Linked DNA regions of Mus musculus: all the other regions are linked to region 2. A link is a loop called in an ENCODE intact Hi-C map of the cell type or tissue named here. Cell type or tissue: gastrocnemius. All regions are shown on one strand.

Evidence for each region. Peaks named below come from ENCODE experiments on the same cell type or tissue, not always from the same donor. Only the 100,000 strongest peaks of a DNase experiment are listed, where the experiment ranks them.
Region 1: it touches region 2 in a loop (11-fold over the local background); 26 of 42 quality-filtered maps call a loop at or near these places.
Region 3: a loop joins it to region 2, with 4 times the contacts of the local background. A loop is called at or near these places in 15 of 42 quality-filtered maps.

The regions. Positions count from the first base shown.
Region 1 is chr1:178,298,639-178,306,638 of GRCm38, reverse strand. It overlaps Gm46174 (a long non-coding RNA gene), which reads left to right and starts at 6,261. Exons shown (of 3, transcript XR_001779565.2): 1 at 6,261-8,000. LOC115487370 (a long non-coding RNA gene) reads left to right here. Exons shown (of 2, transcript XR_003948789.1): 2 at 1-103. In gastrocnemius, a CTCF peak has its summit at 3,044 (motif pointing right); a DNase peak (open chromatin) is centred at 3,049.
Region 2 is chr1:178,143,265-178,151,264 of GRCm38, reverse strand. Catspere2 (cation channel sperm associated auxiliary subunit epsilon 2) reads right to left here. Exons shown (of 23, transcript NM_001368822.1): 19 at 2,283-2,382. It also overlaps the pseudogene Gm8010. Among named protein-coding and RNA genes, the nearest start is that of Desi2, 40 kb to the left of the region's middle. In gastrocnemius, a CTCF peak has its summit at 4,665 (motif pointing left); no DNase peak of the experiment used is centred here; H3K27ac peaks cover 591 bases.
Region 3 is chr1:178,245,094-178,253,093 of GRCm38, reverse strand. Desi2 (desumoylating isopeptidase 2) reads right to left here. Exons shown (of 5, transcript NM_024282.3): 5 at 496-3,859. The coding sequence ends at 3,626. Among named protein-coding and RNA genes, the nearest start is that of Gm46174, 51 kb to the left of the region's middle. In gastrocnemius, no CTCF peak of the experiment used is centred here; a DNase peak (open chromatin) is centred at 3,751.

The DNA.
Region 1 (8,000 bases), 160 kb before region 2:
AATATGCGCCAGCCATGACTGCTTCCTGCTTCCTCCCACCAGAATGGTGAAGTGCTCTTGCCCATCTGGGACCTTAAGGCTAAATAAACCCTTCCTCCTATAAGGTGTCCTGGTCATGTCTTCTTATTTCAGCCATAGAAAAGTAACGAAAAAGTAAGTAAAAAGTCAGGGCCAGCTGGTGAGATGCCTCAGCAGGTAAAGGTCTTCATTGCCAAACCCAATGACTTGAATTCAATACGCAGGACCCACCCACATGGTGGAGAAAGAGAACACAGCACCCTCTCCCTGCACACAATATGTCACGTGTGCATCCAACACACAAAAGAAAACATAACTAAAAACGTGATGTGTGACACAGTGATATGAAGTGCCTGTATTGGCTTGGACTTCAAGGTATGTCCTGGAACTCACTCTGTAGACCAGGCTGGCCTCAAACTCAGAAATCCGCCTGCCTCTGCCTCCCAAGTACCTGGATCAAAGGTGTGCACCACCCCTGCCCTGTGTAATGTACTAGTATCTGTACTAATGTACAGTGTCTGTTTGCTCTTTGATGGACTCACACATGCAAGCAATACATTCCGATGATGTGCACCTTCAACGTCCTCCTCCCACCCCTACTTGGGAACCTCAACTCTTCTGTTTCTCCCCAGTCCCCCCAGTAGGGGCCTCCTGAAAGATCCTGACAGAATGTAAAAGGTCACAGAAGCCCTGAAATTGGCAAAATAGATTTCATTGCTAGCAGAACTAGCTTCACTGATTTAGAAAAATAGAGGTGCACAATGCTCTGGCCCGCTCCTTGAGCCCGTGTGTCTGCCAATGTTTTGATCCTTCCTTGAACCCATGCATGTGCCCACTGATGAAGCCCATTGCCAGGTGTTTGTGATATTGGTTGCTGGGATAGAGTCGGAAAATCTCCCCAGCAACCACAGCCGGGCCAATCCGGAGTTGCTACACCTGCACCAGACTCTTTCCTTGTACCCCTCCCATACCCATTTCTTGAGAATAGACATTGTTTAGATCTGGAAATCCCCTACTCCCCCCCCTTCTCCTTTCCCCCCTGAGGGCCTATAAAAACTGAGACCCCTTTCCCCTTGAGGTCGACTCCTCTACCCCTGTGTGGGATATGAGTCGTCCCCAGAGCTCTGGCTTTCCCCAATAAAGCCTCATGTGGTTTGCATCAAGCTTGGTCTCTTGTGAGGCTTGGGTGTCCGCTATTGTCCTGAGGTCTGAGCAAGGGGCTCCTCTTGGAGTCTTTCACTCCCACTTCCTATCCTCTCCTTAATTTTAATTAATTACATGATTTTTGGTTTTCTGAGAAAAGGCTTCTTCTCTGTGTAGCCCTGGCTGTCCTAGAACTCAGTCTGTACACCAGACTAGCCTTGAACTCAAGAAACCTACCTGCCTCTGCCTCTTGCTGAGATTAAAGGCTTGCGACACCGCTGCCCGGCCTTATTTTTACTTTTTTAAAAATAATAGTCCAGCTGGTCGTGGTGGCACACGCCTTTAATCCCAGCACTTGGGAGGCAGAGGCAGGCAAATTTCTGAGTTTGAGGCCAGCCTGGTCTACAGAGTGAGTTCCAGGACAGCCAGAGCTATACAGAAAAACTCTGTCTCAAACAACAACAACAACAAAATAATAATAATAATCCACTAGGTCCAATCATGCTGCCTGTTGGAATATTGGCTGATCTTGTCACCTTGGTCTTGGTTACAATAAGCTCATAAGTGCAGTAGGTCTGTTCACAGCAGTGCTGTCTACTCCCCAACTCTTACCTTCTTCCTTCCTCCTCTTCTGCGATGTTTCTAATCCCAGGGGTGGAGTGGGGGTGGGTGCATCTTGATATAGAAGTCCCATTTAGGGATAAACACTCAAAAGACTTTTTTTCTTAGCCTTTCGGTCAGTTATGAGTCTTGCATTAACTACTGACCACTGCAGAGAGAATTTCACTGGCCAAAGCCAAGGATAGCGCCAGTCTATTGGTATAAGTATAAATATTTCAGAAGCATTTGACATCATGTCATGTAGTAAAACAGTAGTCGTAGTTTCTTTCTAGCCATGGACTTAAAAAAAGGATGTATCTTAATTATGTGAATACACGTGTGTTGGACTGATTCTGTATATATGTGTACAAGGTCCAAAGAGACCAGAAGATGGGAGAAGATGCCCTGGAGCTAGAGTTATGGGTAGGCAAGACACCTGATGTGCTGCTGCAAACTGAAATGAGGTCTCCACAAGTGTATCACATTACTGTTGAGCCATTTCTCCAGCCCCAAGCCATGGGTTTTGGACCAGCTTTACAACTCTGGGCCTGAATTCCTTCCTGTGGAATAGTCCTTTCTGCCACTCTGCCTCTCTGCTTCTGCCTCTCTGCCTCTCTGCCTCTCTCTGCCTCTCTGCCTCTCTCTACCTCTCTGCTTCTGCCTCTGCCTCTCTGCCTCTGCCTCTCTGCCTCTCTCTGCCTCTGCCTCTGCAATGCTGGAATCTTTTCTTCTTCCTTCTCCTTTTCTTCCCCTTCCTCCTCCTCCTCCTCCTCCTCCTCCTCCTCCTCCTCCTCCTCCTCCTCCTCCTCCTCCCCCCCCTCCTCCTCCTCCTCCTTCTCCTCCTCCTCCTTCGTTTTTCAATAGGGATTCTCTCTGTAGCCTTCTTGGCCTTAAACTAGAGATGTGCTCGCCTTTGCCTCCTGAGGGCCAGGATTAAAGATGTGCACTGCCCCCCCCCCCGAAAACTCTTCCTATTTTAAAGTTATATATTTAAATTATCTTACAAAATAGTAGTGGGATTCCATAGAGTTTGGAGTTTGTTGGTGTCTTGTTTTATTTTTGTTTTGAGACAGAGTCTTGGCTGTGTGGCCCTGGCTGACTTTGAACTCACAGAAGCCTGCCTGCCTCTGTATCGCAGGTGTATACAGGGCTTTTCTACAGCCTGAGCTCTTGTCCACTCTCCTAGCCCCTCCTCTACTCTTTATAGTAGTTAATTTTATTCCAAGAAAAAAAATGCATATGGAAGTCACTTCTGTTATAGGAGTCTTGTTTTGCCTATTTCACCACCAGGTGGCGCCACAGCACACTTACCCGTTGCTGCTTAGATGGACTTCCTCCTAATTTACTAAATGGGGCAAGTTCAGTTACTTAAAAACAAAGAACTTGTATTTAGTTGCATCATGAAACCCTAAACATCCTAGAGAATGTAATGAAGACTAAAAATAAATAAACATATTGGTCTGGTGTAGGGGGAAACATTGGAAAACTGGAGAAATGGAAGGGGGGGGGGTCATCTCACTGTTGCTTTATGAAGTTCACTTACACCAGGAAGATGTGTAGTTTTCTTTGCAATGATCCTTTCCCAGAGACTCCATCATGGTTTTCAAATGTTATTGATTGAAAATTTTAAGGCACTGTGTGGTATCACAAGCCTTTAATCCCAACGCTAACAATGAAAAGGCAGGCAGATCAGTATGAGTTCAAGGTCAGCTCAGTCTACATATAGAGTTCCAAGCCAGCCAGGACTACATGGTGAGATGCTATCCCTAAAACAAACAAACAAACAAACAAACAAACAAACAATAAAATCTCTTGGACAATGTTTTTTTGGATCACTAAAGTGTGGGGGTTTAACTCAGAAGAGAGTCCTGAGATAGAGGGTACAGACAAGTTCTGCTAGTCTTCTGTGGAGATTAAAAAAAAATCCTTTCATGAACAGAGATGTACAGGGCAATTTAGGGTCAAGGGTCAAATGAGTTTTCAGGCTGTGAGTGCTGTGCTCCAGGCTCTGAGATGGACAGAGGCTTAAGAAGCCTCCTGTGATCCTCAGCCACAGAAGCCAAGCTGTGGTTCAGGCCAGTGACAGCCCTGGCAGAGCCCCTGGAGGCTAATTTGGGCCTTTCATTCTCATGGAGCCTCCAGTAGGCATATGACAGCAGTTTTGCTGTGGAATGGTCACTGGGATCGTGGAGAACATACCAAAAAGACCAGAGAGAGTGGGGAAAAGAGACCAGTTTTCACCTTGAACACTTGACGTGTCATTTAGAGGCTTGTCTGAGCTTCCCACGGTGTGAGTAAGCATCAGCAAAGGTGAATGACTGAGAGGACAGACGATCCACTCTGGGATGGGTCTACTGCGGGGAACACTGCACACTTGATGCACATGTGCAACCTTGTGTCCACAGCTGTGCTGGCTGTGGGATTGCAAAAGGACTCTTGGCCTGGTGAGCAAACCTGCTCATTTGGTTTCAAGGGAATTTGTTAGTACTACAACATGGGAGAAGAGAGACAGGTAATTTGTGTCAGGGTAGGCAGGGGAAGTGAGAGCATGCGCGTGCGTGTGTGTGTGTGTGTGTGTGTGTGTGTGTGTGTGTGTGTATTATGAGGGAACAGGGATGTAGCTATAACCCCACCTCATCATCTAAGAATGGGTTCAATGTCCATTGGAACAATTTGAATTTGCCCTCCAAGGCTGTCCTTTCATGGAGATTGGCTGACCTCACACCAGGTAGCTCTCACCTGCTTGGGTGTTGACTGAACTCCCCCCCGCCACACACACACACCCCTCCTATGATGTATCTCTGATCACAAAAGACGCCCTCTGTACTGTACTGTCTCAGTGTGACACCCCTTCAAGCTGGTGCCCAACAAGCTAGTGTGGGATTGGCTGTTGTTGACTGTGTGGTGGCTAAACTTGGTAATCAACCTGACAGGATTTAGATACCATTTAGCAGCCCTGTGAATGCTACATCCACTCCAGTAGTGACTCGAGTGACAGGCCTAGAAACCTGGATGCAGTCCCAAGGTGAAAAGTTCACAGAAACTTAGCCTCCTGGAACCTTGGCATTCCCATAGCATGTATGCTCCAAACCTGTCCCTGTGTTAGTCTGGTGTATGGATCTGTGTGCTCTCTTTCAGTACTGTTTTATTATAAGTGCCTTTAAGGATTGATTTTGACATATAGCTAAGCCTCCACCAGTGTTCCAATGTCCTAGGAAGTCCTTGAGCCGACCCTGAGCTTGGAATTCAGTAAGAATGTTACCTATTCAGAAACATTCAAATTTACCTCTAGTAGAGACAGTGAAAGTAATCAGGCATTACAATTTACTTGAATAGAGCTAGAAAGCCTAGAGCTAGTCTACATCATAATTACTTAGAACAACAGCCGTGTCACACCCATACACAGGAATGCACAATGGCCTAGGAAGAAGGTGGGTTGTGGTTTTAGGAGGAACTGTAGTATTACTCATGAAAGGGTTAGTAGAAGGGAATTCCCCTGGTGCAGGTTTTTTTTCACTAGGCCCTGAGGAATAGCATAATCAGGTATTTATTTACTAAGGGACCCCTGGTGGTGGGTTTAACAATAGATTATCATTGAATCAGACCACTCACCTGGCTCCTGTGTTTAGCTGATCTTAATTAAGGGTCGTTCCTATTCTCAGTTGTAAACATGGCCTGGCTGCCACTAGCTTTTTATGTATGCATTTTCTTTGTTTTGTGTCGATGTACCTTGGTGAATGTGTTCACCTAGCTTTCGTGTTTTTCTTCTGTATTAAAAGTCTAGTGCATAGCCGGGCTTGGTGGCGCACACCTTTAATCCCAGTACTCAGGAGGCAGAGACAGGCGAATTTCTGAGTTCAAGGCCAGCCTGGTCTATAAAGTGAGTTCCAGGACAGTCAGGGCTATACAGAGAAACCCTGCCTCCAAAAACCAAAAACAAACAAACAAACAAACAAACAAACAAAAAAGTCTGGTTCTTGATTGGAAAAAACCCAAAACATTCAGAAACACACTCTCTCTGTGTTGGTGTCTGTTTGTCATCCATGCCAACTCCTTGCTCGCCTGTAACCAGAATTCCGAGTTTTCCTGCAGATCGAGGACCAGACTGAGGTCCGTCTGCAGCACCTGAAGGCATTCCAGAAGGGTTTAACTGAGGAAGGAAGACCCACTCTAAAGAGTAGGCAGCACCATCCCACCACCTGGGGTCCCAGACAAAATAAAAAGGAGGCGCTGAACTGAGCACCAATGTTCATCTCTGTTTCCTGACTGTAGATGGAGATGCCCACCTACACCCCCTCCTGCCATTATAGACTGGGCCCTTAAAATGCCAGCCAAAGTAAAACCAACCAGCCTTTCTCCCTCCCTCCCTCCCTCCCTCCCTTCCCTCCCTCCCTCCCTCCCTCCCTTCCTTCCTTCCTTCCTTCCTTCCTTCCTTCCACCTTCCTCCTTCTTTCTTTCTTTCTTTCTTTCTTTCTTTCTTTCTTTCTTTCTTTCTTTTTTCTTTTTTTTGTGAATGTAAAACATTTAATTTAAAAATGTTGAACACTACAATATATAAAATAGCTATTATAAATGCACATAGTGTATTCTATAGCTGCCAGGTTTACTTTTTATTTTTAAAGGAAACTGTTACACTGTGGCTAAAACTTGTATCTTCAACCTTTGAAAAAGCCCACATTCTATCACAGTGATGTATGGTTAAACACTTGGATCAAGTCATAACCAGTTTTATTGCAAAAGGACCCTGTACACATTTATCAATTCTAGTACCTTAATAGCTACCCAACAAGTCATTAACATACAGAAACATGCACCATGAAAAGCAAGAAGTATCACCCATCCCTTCTGCGTATTAGCAACTTGTCACTCCTGAGCCACAGTGCTCACATCACTGAGGTCTGTGAACAGTCAGTCACTCTTTCCATTCATCCTGAGTGAAAGATGGAATGACTTACGTACAAATGCAACATATTATAAACAATTTCTTACAAAAAAAGTCACAAATTAAACCAAAGTATTTTACAGAATTTACTACAAAATGCCATAAAAACCGCCTCAACTTAAGCTGCCCCCCCCCCCCCCGGATCCGGCGAGCCAACTGGATTGTCTTTGGGCATGATGGTGACTCACTTGGCGTGGATGGCACACAGATTGGTATCTTCAAACAACCCCACCAGGTATGCTTCGCTAGCCTCCTGAAGGGCACCGATGGCTGCACTTTGAAACCTCAAGTCAGTTTTGAAATCCTGGGCGATCTCCCTCACCAATCTCTGGAATGGCAGCTTCCGGATGAGCAGCTCAGTCGATTTCTGGTAACGAAGGATCTCTCTCAGAGCCACGGTCCCTGGCCTGTAGCGGTGAGGCTTCTTCACCCTGCCGGTAGAGGGCGCGCTTTTCCGAGCCGCCTTAGTGGCCAGCTGTTTGGGGGGGGGGGGGCTTTCCCACCGGTGGACTTCCTAGCGGTCTGCTTGGTTCGGGCCATTTTTTTTTCACCCAAAGCCGAGTCTGGGGCCCTTGCTGAGACCGAGGCGATGCTGGAAGCGCTCGAACAATAGCCGCAATCAGCTTTCTTTAGCCATTTAGTCAGTGATGAAGAAAGTCACCAACACTTGGTATAACCAATACTGGATCATGGGAGGTTCCCTAACCTCTCTTGGGTTTAGGTTCAGTTCACTGATCTGTAGAAATAGGAATTATTTTCTGCCGGGTGTGGTGGCATATGCCTTTAATCCCAGCATTTGGGAGGCAGAGGCAGGCGGATTTCTGAGTTCGAGGCCAGCCTGGTCTACAGAGTGAGTTCCAGGACAGCCAGGGCTATACAGAGAAACCCTGTCTCGAAAAACAAACAAACAAAACAAAACCAAACCAAAACAACAAAAAAAGGAATTATTTTCTATCAAATTACTAAAGTGTTCTGTTGTGGATAACCCTGGTGCTGTTTGTATTTCAAATTTCCTGGATTCACCACTGGAGGATTTAGATTTATTAGGGCTTGCAAGATTAGGATTCTAGATGATGCGCCCAGTGACTGAGTTACCCTTGATTCTGAACTAAGTTTGTGTGGTGTTTTCCTTCACATGGCAGCTTGACTAGGTTCCAGAGAGAAAGGTATGACGGCAAAGTGTGGGTTTGCCAGAAATGCACCCCAAAAGGCTGTGGGGATTTTGAAGCATGGGGCTGGTGTGGAGTGACCCACCAGTGGGAACGTAGCGAGCTGGGTGGAGAGATTTTAGAGTGCT
Region 2 (8,000 bases):
CATAAGAAACAGTCCAGGAGTAGGACTGCCAAGAGGGGTACAGCAGTGTGGGTGAGCTTAGGCACATGTTTAATACACGTTGCATTGTCCTGGGTCTTTGCATTGTTCACAGGGTCAGACATGATCAGAACCTGACTTTTAGTATCATGGTTTTAGGAATCTTTGTTTGCTTGCTTGTTGGTTTTTTTGGTTTAGTTCTTTGTTTGGTTGGTTTTTTTTTTTTTTTTTTTTTTTTTTTTTTTTTTTTTTTTTTTTTTTTTTTGAGAAAATGTTTTCTGTGTAACCCTGGCTGTTCTGGAACTCCATCTGTAGACCAGGCTGGCCCTGAACTCATATTTACCTGCCTCTACCTCTCTGAGTACTGGGATTCTAGGATTAAAGGCATGTGCCATCATGCCTACCTTATGATGTTAAGAATCCAACCCTGGGCACTCGGCAAGAGCTCTACCACTGAAACCAAATGGCTCATCTGTTTGTTTGAGATAAAGGTAGCCTAAGGTTAGCCTACAACTTGATATGTTGCTATATTTTGAACTGGTCTACCTTTCTCCATCTCCTAAGTGCTGAGATTCCAGGTGTGTCCTATCCTGCCCAATTGAAAGTTTGATTCTGGGTCATACAAAGCCCAACTCAGTTCTCCCAGGTTACTCTCCTTGAAGCATGAACTTGGAGGTCAGGCTTTTTCATGACAGCTCCTTGAAGTTCCTCCTCTGGACTGTTTCTTTCAGCTCTCAACCAGTCCATCCTCAGCTGCTGCTGTCATGAACTAAGGGGACAGGAAGAATGGAGGTCCATGGGAGAATGGTAGAATTTCTGCTCACTTTGCAGTCACAAGAGCCAGGCATGGACTCACCGAGGTGATTATGGGAAATGTAGTTCTTGTGAAGTTTTACTTCTCAGCAATGCCTCTATGCAATGAATGGAAGGGTTGTCTTCTGGGCTCTACACACATGTACTCTGGTGCTTGCACACCCCCATACAAATGTACAGACATACACAGTTTGTTGTAGTCATCTTCGTCATTGTCATCTCCCCTTCTTCTTCGTCTTCGTCTTCTTCTTCTTCTCTCCTCCTTCTGCTTCTTCTTCCTCCTCCTCCATTTTCTTTCTTCTCCTTCTCCTCCTCCTTCTCCTCCTCTTTTATTCCTTCTCCTCCTCCTCATTCATTCTCCTCTTTCTCATTTATTCTTGTCATACATTGTCTTCCTCCTCCTTCTCCTCTTCTTCTACCTCTTCCTCTTCTTCCTCTTTCTCTTTTTTTCTTCCTCTTTTTCATCTTTTTTGTTTGTTTGTTTTTGTTTTTGAGACAAGTTTTCTCTATGGAGCTCTGGCTGTCCTGGAACTCACTCTGTAGACTGGGCTGTTCTTGAACACAGAGGTCTACCAGCCTCTGTCTCCCAATGTGCTGTTATTAAAGGTGTGCACCACCACTACTCAGCAACAAGTACTTTAATGATGAATCAATGGGGATGAAAGTCTTTCATCCTGGTTGTAGAACAATTACAGGAATCTCTGACATGATGGATTTATTTAGTTATGTAATTGAAAGACGCTGCCTTCTGAGAGTGGTAAAGTGTAATTCAGTTCTTGTTGGCTTCTAGGTGATTGCTATATTCAGATAAATAATCTCCAATAAGAAAAAAATGTCACATCGAAAGGAGTCACTCTTTCTTTGAGCCTGTGATCTCAAGGAAATCTTAGGAAATCCTTCTGTTAACTTCTAGAAGGCTCTATCTCCATGGGAAGGCTTAAAGACATAAATGCCCACAGTGGCTGGAAAGAATAATTACAAAAGGCAGAATAGTGGGGTGAACCAGGAGATCCAGATCGGCTGGTCTTGGAGGTTAGAAGGAAGGGAGAGGGCAGAGACACAGAGGCTGAGGCTAGTACAGTAAAACGGTGCAAAGGTACAGAGGAAGATGAAATCTGGAGAGCACCCATTTCATAGAGCACCAATGTCTTAAAGCCAAAAGCAAACCCATAATGAAACACTCAACACAGTTAAGATAGACAAGAAAATGCTCATTTAGGACTGACTGAGTGGCCTTCCCATCACACTATTTTATTTTTCCTGACCTTTCTTTCGTCTGTTTTATAGACAGCAGCTTCTTCTTTTTCAGAGATGCATCTCAGAAGTCACTGGCTTTAATATAGAGTGGGCTTTCTTTACTACTTATGGCTTGGTTTCACTTCCCTTAGATAATTTACATACAAATTAAAAATCAAAAGGATACCTTTAATTGTGTGTTTAATAAGTTCGGTTTAAATTCAAAGATGTCCTACCTGCTCCATCGTAGAATTAAAGGTGTAGTCATTCCTGCCATGGATTTCCCACAAGATAAAATTTGCGTCAACTATTTTAATAAATCCATTTTCATCATACCTGAAACAACAAACACAAAAATGACAGCTTAGTGTCAAATAGAGGGCCTGCAGCTTGCAAGTCTCATGGTCTTAAGTGTAAATCTTTTTTTGTTGACTTATTTTTGAGATAGTATCTCAAAGTGCCCAGGTAGGCTTCAAGCTTACTATGAAGTGAAGGAGCCCTTGAGATCCTGGTTCTCTATCTCTACTTCCCAAGTGCTGGGATCACACGAACGTGCCATTCCTGGTGGTTGAATCCTGTCTTATCGTTTCTTAGCCTCTGACCCCAGGGAAGTTACTGGAACTCCCCGATTCTTACAGATATTGATCTGTGATTTGATTGTATCTGATTGCTAGGTCTACTTCCCCCAACTGAATGAAATAAATGAGCCTTGTTTTGAGACAGGATCTCAATGCAGCCGCTGCTCATTTTGAACCTTGGAGTTCACTTTGGAGCCCAGGCTGGACTTGAACTCCTGCTCTTGGCGTGTACACCTCCCGAGTGCCAAGATTACAGGTGTGCACCACTAGGTCCAGCCCCATGGAGTAAATTTTATTCAAAACAAAAACCTAACAATAGAGAAGACGTAGAATGTGAACCTTAAGTCTTCTCCATTGCCCTAACGACCACATATTGATAAAATGGGACTGGTGGGGTCCTGATGACATGCAAAAGGGGATGGGAGAGGTGGAAAGACAAAGCAAGGGTCTCATGGTGTCATTAAATCACAAGTCATGTCGTGGACAGTGAGACCACAGGGTTATGTACTGAAGGTTGGACTTCCTACCTGCTTCCTAGGTGGGGCCAGCTGGAATATGGACTGAATCTTGTAGTCAGCAGCCAAAAGAGCTGAGGTAAGGCAGGGAAGACTCTCCACAGCAACAGTAGACATAGCCACCCTCCCGCATGGAGAGGGTACTCCCTCGTGATACTGGCACAGGACACATTAGCCACACAAAGCTGAGAGCAGTTCCCTTAGACCCATGCAGTTTTGAAAGAAAGCTGGTACTTATATGAAGATTTTTTTTTTTGCTATTTAATAATAGATAGATAGAGGCTTGAGAGCAAAGATATAGTTGCTATTAATAACTGTTCACCTTTGCATTGTAGAACTTAAATGGTTACACTACTGCCTCCTCTCCGCACCTCCCTCTCCTGGCTTCCTGCTCTCTCTTCCTTTCTCCTTGCCCCTCTTCTCATTTTAGAGTCTCATAGTTCAGGCTGGCAGGCCTCAGACTCACTGTGTAGCTGAGAAGGGCCTTGAATTTTGGAACGCCCTGTCCCTACTTTCCAGACTCCTTATTGCTCACATATCTGAATGAAATTGTCCCACTCATTGGGTGGGAATTTCCCTGGAGACTCAGATTGTAGTGTCCAGTTTTTGCTTCTAGGCTCCTCCTGATTCTTGAACTGTACCTTCACTTTCAAATGACAATTTGTCTCTTGAAAGCTCTGTGTTGGTTTACAAAAACCACAAGATCCTTGTTTTAGCTGTTCCTTAACAATACTAAATCCTTGTCTTGAATACCTTGAAAATTCTAGATCCTCGTCCTGTTCCTCGCTCAGATCTCTGATTTACTTCAAAGCTATTGGAGCCAGGTTTCAGTCTGGGTAAGGTATGCTGGTCTCCAAACGCTGTTAGCACAACTGGTCATTGTCCAATTCTCTCAAAGTGCGGAGGAAAGCTTCAGTGTTAAAAACAATTCCTGGGAGACCATTTCTGCTTCTGCGTTAACTAGTTTTGTGAAACCATGAAGAGCTCAGAAGCTCAGTTCTCAAACAGGCATGCTGAGGAGGGAGTGGCTTGGTGTCTGAGTCAGGGAGAACCACAGAAAATTAAAGACAACAAAACAAAGAAAACACCCTCACTCGAGTGCTCTGGACTCTTGCCACAGAAGAAGCCAGGACACTCACAAGTTTGTAGTTTGAGGTGGAAACAGGAGTTTGATTGCATCTTAAGTTATCAATAGAATTCTTGATTTCCTAAGAGCTAGGGTGGCGGTGGGGGGGGGGGGGGTTGAAAAGGAATGGCTGAGCAGGAAAAGACACTGCTTTGGAGCCTGATGACCTGAGTTTGACCCCTGCAACCCAGGAAGTGGAAGGAGAGAACAGGGTCTGAAAGAGGTCTGACAACTTAACTTCCCCCTCCAATAAATGTTAAGGTTTGGTTTTGTTTCTTTCCTTTTCTAAAGAATTGAGTGTAAAAATGCTTAAGGACAAAAGGGTCACTAGGAGAATTTGTGAAGGCCCACAGTGCCCTCTTGTGGAAAAAGCATGCATTGCATGATATGTCATTTTAGAGTTTTGCTTCACTGTGAATAAGTGCCAGAGAGACTTCCTTCCATGGGCTTATTTTAATACATTTTCGTTAGGGTTGACTAGAATTCTAATTAAATCCGAGAATGCAGGAATGTCACTAATTGGCATCTAGATTCGCTACTGTTGGTAATTTTCCTATGGAAATCCTACTTTGGGAATTGAGGAGCCCTCCTTACTGATCTCTTGGAGGATCCCTTCTGTTAACTCGTTCTTCTATTAGCTATGTTTAGAGCAGCATAAAAGCTGGACAAGGGAAGAATCTCACAGTGTGCACAGTAGCTGCTGTTTCATCAAGAGGGCCCTTTTTGCTGCTCCATTCTTTACTGAATGCACGTTTGCATGATGATTTAGGACAGGGGGTGTCATGGTTGATACTGGTTGCCACCTTGCCAGGAAGTAGAATCATCCAAGAACAAGGCTCTGTGCACATCTGTGAGGGGTTAGTTTAGATTAGTTAACTCATCTCCAAGCATGCCTGTGAAGGATTTTCTTGGTCACCACCCGAAGGTGGGCAGTAAGTAACTTCCTCCAGTGACACAGACTTAAGGACACCCAAGAAGGAAACATTTTCCTTTTCACCTCTTAGCCTTTGTGTCTTGGGGGTGTGTTCATTGGCCTTATTTGCTCTACTGGTGAGCTGCCTCTGCCTTCCTTCGCTGACATCAGAACTAAGCTGCTTCAGCCTTCTGGTGTGGAGTGAATCCTCCGTGTCTTTACTTATAGACTTGGATTGCAAGGCATCCGGTCTCTGGGCCTGTGCAGCTTCTGGGTTCTCATGCTCTGTAGTGTGAAGACAGCCACTGCCAGACTACCCAGGCCTTATAGTGTATGCAATTACCCCTCTTTCAACATATATATTCATTATGTGCACTCTGTTTCTCAGACTCTAATGTGAGGGGACTCTAATAGAGACAGGAGAGATGATATGGGAGAAAGAGACCATCCAGGAACAGTGTTCTCAGTTAGTGAAGGGGATACTTCATCAAGGCTGTGCTGGCTAGATTTTATGCAATTAGTTCAGACTAGGTTCATTTTAGTAGAGGGAGTCTCCATTGGACAAATGCAGCCACCAGATTAGTCTTTGGATAAGCCTACAGTACATTTTCTTGATTGATAATTGAGATAGGATGGCCCAGCTAACTGTGGGCAGTGCTGGTGATCCTCTTTTTTTTTTTTTTTTTTTTTTTTTTTTTTTTTAACTTACCAGGCATGTATACACTTTATTTTACTTTTGGTGAGACTTTTTGGAAAATTACACTTTCAAAGAACCAGCCTTACAATTAGATATTCTTTCCAAAAATAAAGCCCAGTATCTAAGTTGTGAAAAGTCACAGAACTCGTTGAAAGCATGTGGTGTTGTCAGCCGTAGGCCATGCTCAAGCCAGGCTCTCACCACAGATGACTCTGACTGACTGGGGAGATGAACCCATGCCCAACACTCCCTCCAGTGTTGGCCATTGTCTTATTGCTGAATTACACATAATTCTTTTTCTTTGGCAACATCGCTAGCTAACACCAAGGGCAGGGTAAAGGCTTGGGTTGTCAGCACTGGGAGCACTGTGGCTGCTCCTCTGCGGGTCCCAGGACGGCTGGGGTAGGAAAGTGCACCACACCTAACACACGACAAAGGGCCTGGCTGCTCACAACCTACACACGAGTGTAGAGTCAGTTACTCAGCGTCACCAGTGATGACCAGTGTCAGCTCCTTCCTTTCCACATCTGTGAGAAAGGAGAAGTTGACGTGGGAAAGTGAACATCCAGATATCCATCAACTCTTCAGAACTGCTTCCTACGAATTCAAAACGACCTAAACTTTACCAGAATTTTAAGTGAATTCTCATTATACTACCACCAAAACTTGCACTTAGAAAACACTGATAACTTAACATATTTAAACTGCTGTTTCATGTACTGAGCCCACGTTAAAGGCCTGCCATGATACTGCTGAGGAAGCTCACTCTAGAAGTTTCACCACACTTTTCCCTCCATAGACAGAATCACCCACTTAAGAGACTTCCTTCCACCCAAAATGTCACTCCAAGTTCAAAGTGAACTAAAGTAGGTGTGGCAGAAAGTGCAATCGGAAGCATGTTCACACAACAATAGAGCAAGCACATATACAAACACTGTATGCAAATGCGAGTGAGTGTAAGAAACAACATCCCTGTGGACAAACTTATATACAGCTGTTTACAACTTCAAACTAGTACAACTGGGAACGTCTACAGAAGCCACAATAAACTCAGATGCACACTCAGAACAGTCTCACCAACTGGTTGCCCAGGAGCTCCTTAGCAGAGTGGGGCTGCTTAAGAAATGCTCTCTTCCTGATCAATCATGTCTGTTTTAACTGAAAACACGTCTGCCAGCATGTGCTTAGGAATCTCGGAACCCCGGACTTTAAGGGCATAGCAAGCATTCTCCACTTTGGCCAGGCTCTGTTTCAAGGTGTATAGCTTCTTAGAGACCTCATAGGCCCCAGTGTTGCCAATGAACGATCATAAACCTGGCCCTGGCGTAAAAACTGGCTCACTTCAAAGGGGGTGTCGATGTCCCCGTTCCCCACACTGTTAATACACATCCGCATCAACTCTCCAGTTAGGTCGGCCACGCCCAGCAGGTAGTCAACAGGGGTGAGCTTCAGTCTCCATGTAACCAGCTGCTTCTCTTGTCCGTCCACGGGAGGCAGTCATCTTAGTCAGGCTGCAGTGGATTTCCTTATTATTTTATGTGTATGCATATTGTGCGTTCATGTATGTCTGTGAACCAGGTTCATGCCTAGAGCAGTCTTGCTCTCTTTCCCACTGTCTTCTGCTGTAAATGCCAACTGCTTGTTAATCTCTTCCATACTGATCAATGAACGAGTTTTGATGAAGTGTTGAAAAGAGACAGCCTCCACATATTCCTGCAGTCCTGTGGTGACGGCTCAATGGAACTGGTGCATGTCTTCCCCCGACAGGTCTTGGGCTACCTGCAGGATCTTCTGTCTGACACCATCCAGCTTACTTTCTGATTCAGTCAGTATCTCCCTCCATATCAGGAGTACTTGTAATCCTATGGAGAAGAAAAATTGTGCTCTTACTTTCCACAGTAATATCCCGGCTTAGCTTCACAAGTCTCTCATATTTGTCGTGCCTGGTGTCCAGCTCCTGCTGAAGTGATTTGAAGGCCAGCATCACCGGCGAAGACAAACTGGCATCCTTCTCCTCTCTCCTTTGGTTATGTGGGAAGGCGTTATGTTTCATCTTCCTGAACCCTCCTGGTCCTTCTTTGCCGTTCATGGCCGCGGGGCCTCGGCTTGCACGCACAGGGATCGC
Region 3 (8,000 bases), 100 kb before region 2:
AAAGAGTGGACAAACCTTGTTAGATCATAAAATTACTATTCATTTACTTGATAACACTTAATTTTAGAGAAAAACTTAAATTAGTGGAGGTAAATACTGAGCTAGGTACAAAGGGCCAATGGAGGAGAAAGGCAAAGGTTCAGGTTGGAGGTGCAGCAGAGGTTAATGGGACATGAACATAAGCACACAGGCTCAACCGCTGAAAGGAGATGGGGAAAGCCTTCCAGTCAGCACAGTTTGCCTCCGTTCCCCAGAAATCTGGGCTGCTACTTGTCGCTTGTGCACTCCTTGATAGCTAATGTGTTGGCCCAGGGGCTGAGCACAAGAGTAATTATTGTTTGAGTAAGGGAAACAGTGAATACAAGACATGGTACAGACGGGGCTGGCCACATTCCTGCAGAGCAGATCGAACTCTTGGATTGTACAAATAACCCCTTCCCAGCACAAAATACAGAACAGTGTTGTCTCTTAGAGGTCAGAAAGAACTATAAAACATTTCTTATAAAAGTAGTTTTTAATAAATTGATGTATTTCAATGTTGTAACATGATAGTCCAATTCTATATCAAGGTAGCAAAAGTGAAGGTTCCTGGTGTTTTATAAACACTGTGAATGACAGTACACTTGCATTCAACTTCACAGAAATTCTCTTCAGATCCATGAAGATTTGTTGACAGCTGTCCCACTTGTTGACAGTGGAGATGTGTGTGAATAGACTGAGCAGACAATGAAAGTCTAACAATCAAGCTACACTCTCAAACCATACCGGCAAGAATAAGATGTAATGAGAGGATGGCTAACTGCTGAAAAACTAACTTTTAACATTAGTCATTTAAAAAGAAAACATAGCATACACCAAAGCTATAGTAAATATATAATGGAGCCATAAGACAACACATGGGTTAGAGCTGTGAAGCAGTGAACATGGTTCTACCCGACTTATGATGGAAGAAGCCATGGAAACAGAGTCCTGCAGCTGTCTGCAGTGCTTAATCTACACACACACACACACACACACACACACACACACACACACACACACACACACACGGCTATCAATGGACTAACCCTGGAATTCCCTGCTCTGTAAGATGCTGGTGATGGTAGGTATGCTATTGCTGTGAAGCAGAGCAATAGTTGGCCGGAGTTCAGGCCTGGAGGTGCTCTAGGACAGTCACCACTTTCTACAGCCTCACAAGTCACACTTCTAAAGCCAATGCCACCAATGAGGATTTAAAAAGCCCAAGCATATTTAAAACAAGCACCAGAAACCAACTATCTGATCTATTACTGCTATTATTGTTCAAACACCTACCAGAAGAAACAGTTTCACTTGGTTACAACTACAAAATATGTAAACTCATGTAAATTCATGACTGGAGTTCTGACTTGTGGTTTTTCTTATGAGTTCATGTGGAGAACTCATTGTTACCTTCTGAGGGCAAGAAAAGCAAAGTTAATTAATCCATTGCTAATCTACACTGTGGAGAAGGTTGGTCTCACTAAAGAGATTTTCTTCCTTCCAACCTCAGGGACACCAAAGTGCAAGGAATCTTGTGTCCTGACTCTCAGGTGACCTGCACATGAGCTGTTTATTTCCTAGAAGACTTTTACATTTCTTCAAACGTCAAATGTCCCAGTCAGGCATGAGAACAGCAAGTCACTTGTGTGCTGAGCTGCTGAAATGAGGGTAAGCACAGAGATGTACCTGGCTATTTACCCAGAAGTGTCTAACTGAGGGGCCACTCCCTTGGGTCAAAACATTTATATCTCAATGGATTAGAAAACACCATGATCCACACTATTAATAAAACAACAACAACAACAAAAACCCAAGTCAACTGTACCAAGCATCTCTTTCTTACCAAGCTGGGCTGAGGGCTTGGGCTCTCGTGGTGACACCTCTTGGGGAGCATTAGTGTTTTGTCCTAAGTCTCATTTTCAGACCTGAACTAAGTTGACTCTTCATAAAGACCACATATTCTGTCTTGCTGCACCGTTCCTGAAACAAATGCTCTGCCCCACCCGGCACGGGTAGAGTAACTTGCAGCAGCTTTCTTCTCTGGAAACAGAACAGTCAAACAGTACAAAGTGACTTCGTTTTCCTCAGGCCAGTGTTAAATAACTCAAGGTTTACTTTCCCTATAAAGAGGGTGTGCTTACGTTAAAAAGTATCAATCAAAATCAGCTCATGGAAAAATTAAAGATGAAATTTACTCAAAGACATGTATCTTCACACAGAGAATGTGACTCTCACACTAATCACGTATCTAAAGCTGCAGTCAGTACCTTGGATGTTCCTATGTTGTATCCACTACTTACACAGGACACTCACTCTTAAGGCAGAACATTGATTGTGACATGTAATGATTGGTTCTACATCCAAGGGTCAACTGGGGTTGGACTCTAACAGATGACTTCCTCACTAAGACTTCTCTGTAGCACAACCTCATTCCCAAGAGTATGTTATGTAAGAGAGATACATTTGAGAACATAAAAAAATGAATTTAAGACACACAAAAGTATAATTTTCAACAAGATATCAATGAAAATAGAATCTCTATTATGAGGTGCGGCTACTCCCATCATGAACTAAGAAACTCCAATAAGCCATTTCTGATACGGTGTACACAAACTATTAAAGAATTACCTTTGGGGTGTGTTTTAGATTCTAGGTTTCAATATCCAGTACAAAAGGTAGCCTGGCTAGTTTAAAAAGCAGTTCAGTGTCAGCTTGTACTGCTGCTCAGGAAGCTAGGTTAGGATACTCCCACCCCACCAAAATATCCTGTACAGGGAGGAGTTAGAATGTATTAAAATAAAATGAAGCCCCTCTCCTAACACATGTGCAAAAACACTCATCAGTTATAAGAGTATCTTCATTAAAGAATCAGAGGCATCAAGCCAGGCAGATACAAGAGTACCACCCTGCTGAGGTGGGCATATCTGGGGTGAGACCAGCTGCTCCACGGGCACCTTGGGAAATGTGCTACTCAGAATGGGAAGAAGGGTGTGGAGAGGAACTGACCAGGACCCAAGCCCTCTGGCTGTGTGTGTGCTCCTTCATGTCAGGCCAGTTTGGATTCCGGTATCTGGGTGCCAACATTGGTAACAAAACAAATACAGATCTCCGGGACAGCTTGTAAGCAGCGATGAGGACTGCGGCTGTGGAAGCCTTTCCTTGTGCCTACTACCTATGCTGTAGCTCTGGCAACTGTCAGGAAGTGTACAAAGATCATCTGCCTAATATTTGAAGATGAGGATATTCTTCTTTCATGGTGGCAGAAGTCCATGCAAGATTTGTAAACAGTGGTACAAAATACTGTAAACGTAATTTAACAGAGCTCGTATAAAACAGAGGAAGTGAATCCAAATTTACAAGTGGGTTAAAAAGAAAAGAAAAGAGGGCAGCTTCATACAAAGTTCTCCCTCCTGCGCCAAGCTATTTTTCTTCTTTTTTGTTTTTTTGTTTTTGATTACAAATATAATCCTGAGCTGAAAAACTGGGATTTGGGGGAGAGCCATCTTTGCATACAAAATATCCAAAGGACATTTAACTCTATTTTCTTTTTCTCTAGTGATACTCAACTGCCAGAGACAGTTCTGAAGGCCTGACTTCAGAGGTCTTATAGTTTAGTGTGACGCCCAGTTCTGGCACCAGCTGCAGCACTTGCCATGGCACTGGATGCGGCTGCATCCTCTGCTTCTTCTAGTTCATCCTGGAGTTCTTGGCTGACACTAGACTGAAGTGCAGCAGGAGTGAGCCACTCCTTTGGCAGGCAACTCTGTAGAAAGGGTATACAGGAGCTGAAGTAGGCCAGCCGGTTGATCCAGCGAGGAATCTCTTTCCCACAGAGAATCTAAGGAGGACAGAGCTCTGTATTAGGAAAAAGAGATCAATGCTGATGGTACTATTAAAGGGAGGGGGAGATGGAGGGGGAGGAGGAGGGGGTGGCTGTAGAGAAAATATACTGCAGACCAGCTTGCCCTGAGAAGCAGACTACTCCAGTCTGCTGAGAAGCAGTGCCTTAACTCAGGAGCCGGACACTACCAAGCCCCAATCCTTTCTTTCAGCCATGTACTTTTTACATTTGTGAAGTCAAGCCAATTCCCCTTGGTTTCTGTCTGTCTTGGATCATTGAGCTACTTTGAAACATGTAAAATTACTTTTAAACAAACAGAAGGAAAGAGGCTTGCTAGTACAGGTGTTATTAGAGTAGAGAAGCCTCATGCTGTTAGAAGAGTCAGTCTTTGGTATCTTCTTGTTAATTCTTTTCCCAGGTTCTTTCATACTTTCTTCCATTTCTACCACCCCACTTTCCCTTCAGCTGCATTCTGTCTTTGCTTTCAACCATGACCCATTTGTTTCAAGGAAGCTCATATGGTTCAGAAAGAAGAGTCGACAAATGAAGACAAGCTCCATAATATCCTGACAGAAGAGGGACTATGGTCAGGACAAGGCATGGAGGCCTAGCTAGCCTTTGGCCTGAGGACTCTAGGGGGTACAAGTGGGTGCCAGCTGGAATTCTTCTTGGCTGATAATCTGCTGCATTTCTCTGCCCACTTCTTATTCTTACAGGTCCTTAGGACTGGGGAGTCTTGTCCCTCTTATTTCAGAGAGTGAGAGGCAGTTCAATTACAATGTTGACTTTACCCTCTTATCATCTACACACACACACACACACACACACACACACACACACACACACACACAAATGGGCTCAACTGAATCCATGCTCCACTGCCAGAGTCTTGTCCCTCTTATTTCAGAGAGTGAGAGGCAGTTCAGTTACAATGTTGACTTTACCCTCTTATCATCTACACACACACACACACACACACACACACACACACACACACAAATGGGCTCAACTGAATCCATGCTCCACTGCCACTTTGATGGTTTGTCTCTAGTCATACTAAAGATTATGATCATGAGATATGAAACTACTGTTTTTAAAATATTTGAAACTATTAGAGGTTTCAAAGTTTCTTACTTTGGTTGTCAAAGAGGTAGTTGACATTTAAAAAGCTGGCAATTGTGCAACACTTTCCCTAAGATTCAGCAGCATTCCTTAATCCTTTTTCTCTTTTAGCTAAAAGGAAAATCAGGTGGCTTCACTTATGGACAGGTAATATGTTCTCTGATTACTCAGCACCTATCAGATTCCCTAAAACTTTAGTGCGAACTACCATGTGGGTGCTGAGAATTGAATTTTGGTCCCCTTGAAAGAGCAGCTACTCATCTTAACTCCTAAGAGTTAAAAACTCTGGGTCAAATCCCATTAGTAGGGTATTTAACATTGTAACCGGATTTAAAAAAAAAAATGAAATAGACTATTACTAGTGAGGTAACTGTGATATTTATCTTCTGTGCATTTGTAAAAACAGGGTCATAACATTTTTTTTTTTTACTATGGCTATCAGATAGTATTTAGTTTATACTGTGGGATGCATAATGTTGTCAACTGGACCAACCACCAAACAAAGGTTTGTGAGGGATTATCTAGCAGGTTAGATCATTAAGGTGAGAAGACATATCCTCAATGTGTACAGCACCACTCATGTGCTGGAAAGCCAGACACTGCACAAAAAGGTGAAAGAAAACTCAGCACCAGGGTTTATCATTTTCTGCTTCTTGACTGTACATGCAGGACAACTGTGGTCCAAGAAAGCAGGCTGCCTCCTGAGCTGGCAGCAGAACCTGGTAATATGATCCACATAAAACTGGTTCCTCAGGCATAAGATGTATAATTGTGTGGATCATGGTGTCTTATTCTATGGTTTTATAAAACTGACGAGGACAGGCAATGTATGGCAGGGCAGAAGACCCTGAGAGGCCAACCTGTATGAAGCTCGGAAGGTGAACCCTAGTTTGCAGTAGAGACCCCAGTTAGTTGGAGATGCCAGAATCATGGCTGTTTGCTAAGGAAAGCTGCATGCATGAAGTGAGATAATATATGTGCTGAGGCAACAGAGCTGGGAGAGTGGAAATATCCAAGCCTCCAAGCCCTTAAGGTCACAAATGGGTCCAACAGGAGCCCCAAATGGCAGAAATAGTGCTATGGAATTTGGTGTTTTCCTTGATGGTTTTTGGTCTTTGCTTTGGTTCTGATTTTTTTTTTTTTTAGTTTTTTTCAAGACAGGGTTTTTCTGTGTAGCCCTGGCTGTCCTGGAACTTACTCTGTAGACCAGGTTGGCCTCAAACTCAAAAATTCTCCTGTCTCTGCCTCCCAAGTGTTGGGATTAAGGTATGCGCCACCATGCCCGGCTGGTTCCGATCATTTCTTGTTATGCTCCATTTTAAATTAGAATGCTTACTCTGAGCTGCCCCATTGTATGCTTAAGTAGGCAACTTAATTTTATGTGAAAAGAGCTCACAGTTAAGAGATCAGAGTTACACTTTTAACAGTGTTGGAACTACTAAAGACTATATATAGGGACTTTTGAAGTTGTACTTAATGCATTTTGTGTTATGAAATGCTGTGAGCTTCTTGAGACAAGGAATCTGAGTATCAATACAATAAGGAATAAACAAATGAAAATTAATATTGTCAACTTTATAAGACAAATAGAAGATAAGCAAACAGATAAACCTCTAGGCCTGTCTTTGAGGGGTTGTTTAGGTTAGGTTACTGGGGTAGGAAGAACCCCCTCTCCCAATGTGGACAGCACAATTCATGAACTGGGCTCTAGGATATCTTAGAAAGGAGAAAGTGAGCCGAGCACCAGGGTGCACTTCTCGCTCCTTTACTATGGATGTAATGTAATCAGCAGCCCCAGGTTCCGGCTGCCATGCATCCCTTGCCAGGAGGGACTTGCACTTGAACTAAACTATAAATCAAAATAAATTCTAATTTCATTTACTGATTGAATGATTAATTGACCGAGTCTCTCTAAATAGTCTTGGCTAGCCTGGAACTCACTATATAGACCAGGCTCGCCTCAAACTCACAGAGATCCCCCTGCCTCTGCCTTCTGAAGCCAGCAGTAAGAAATTATATACTGCTGCTGAATGACCTCTAGGATGTAAACGGCCCCCTTATCTGGGGTTTTATGGTTGTAGTTTCAGTTCTAATTTGTCAACTTTAGTCCAAAGAATGCTTTTAAGAGGGGTTGCATCATGCTGGGCCTGGTGGCACATGCCTTTAATCCCAATATTGGGGGGGAGAGGCAGAGACAGGCAGATCTCTGTGAGTTCAAAGCCACCCTGTCAAAAAAAAAAAAAAAAAAAAACCAACAGAAAACAATGACTCTATCTGTATAACTACCTGTATAGCATTATGATGTTGTTTTGTTGTTGTTAAATTTCATTGCAGATGTGTAATGGTTTGAATGAGAAATGTTCCTTATAGTCTTGAGCACTTGAATACTTAGTCCTATTGGTGGTAGTGTTTAGCAAGGCTCAGGAGGTGTGGCCTTCTGGAGGAACTATGCCATAAGGGGTGGGTTTAGAGCTTAACGCCTCACCTACTCCCAATGTGCTTTTTCCTGCTTGGAGTTTGTGGTTCAAGATGTGAGCTTGTAGCATCCAGTTCCTGTCATCATGCCAGCTTCTTGCTGCCATGTTTCCCTACCACAACGGACTCTTACTCTCTGGAACCGTAAGCCAAATAAGCCCGTCCTTCTAAGCTTCCACAATCATTGTGTTTTATCACACTAACAGAAAAGAAACTAAAACATCATGGATACAAAAAAATACAATAAAAGCCAGGTATGATAGATGACTTTTAATCCCAGCACTCAGGAGGCAGAGGCAGACAGATCTCTGAGTTCAAGGCCATCCTGGTCTACAGAGAAAGTTCCAGGACAAACAGGGCTACACAGAGAAACTGTGTTGAAAAACTGAAAAAAAAAAAAAGTTTCATCGTGTTACGGTTTGAATCTTAAACATTCCCCCAAGGTTCGGGCACTAAGTGCGGTTGCTAGGGCATTACTGAAAGGTCCAGCACTTAGCAGTGAGGTTGTGGGTGGTAGGGATGCCTTTTGGCAGATCCCTCC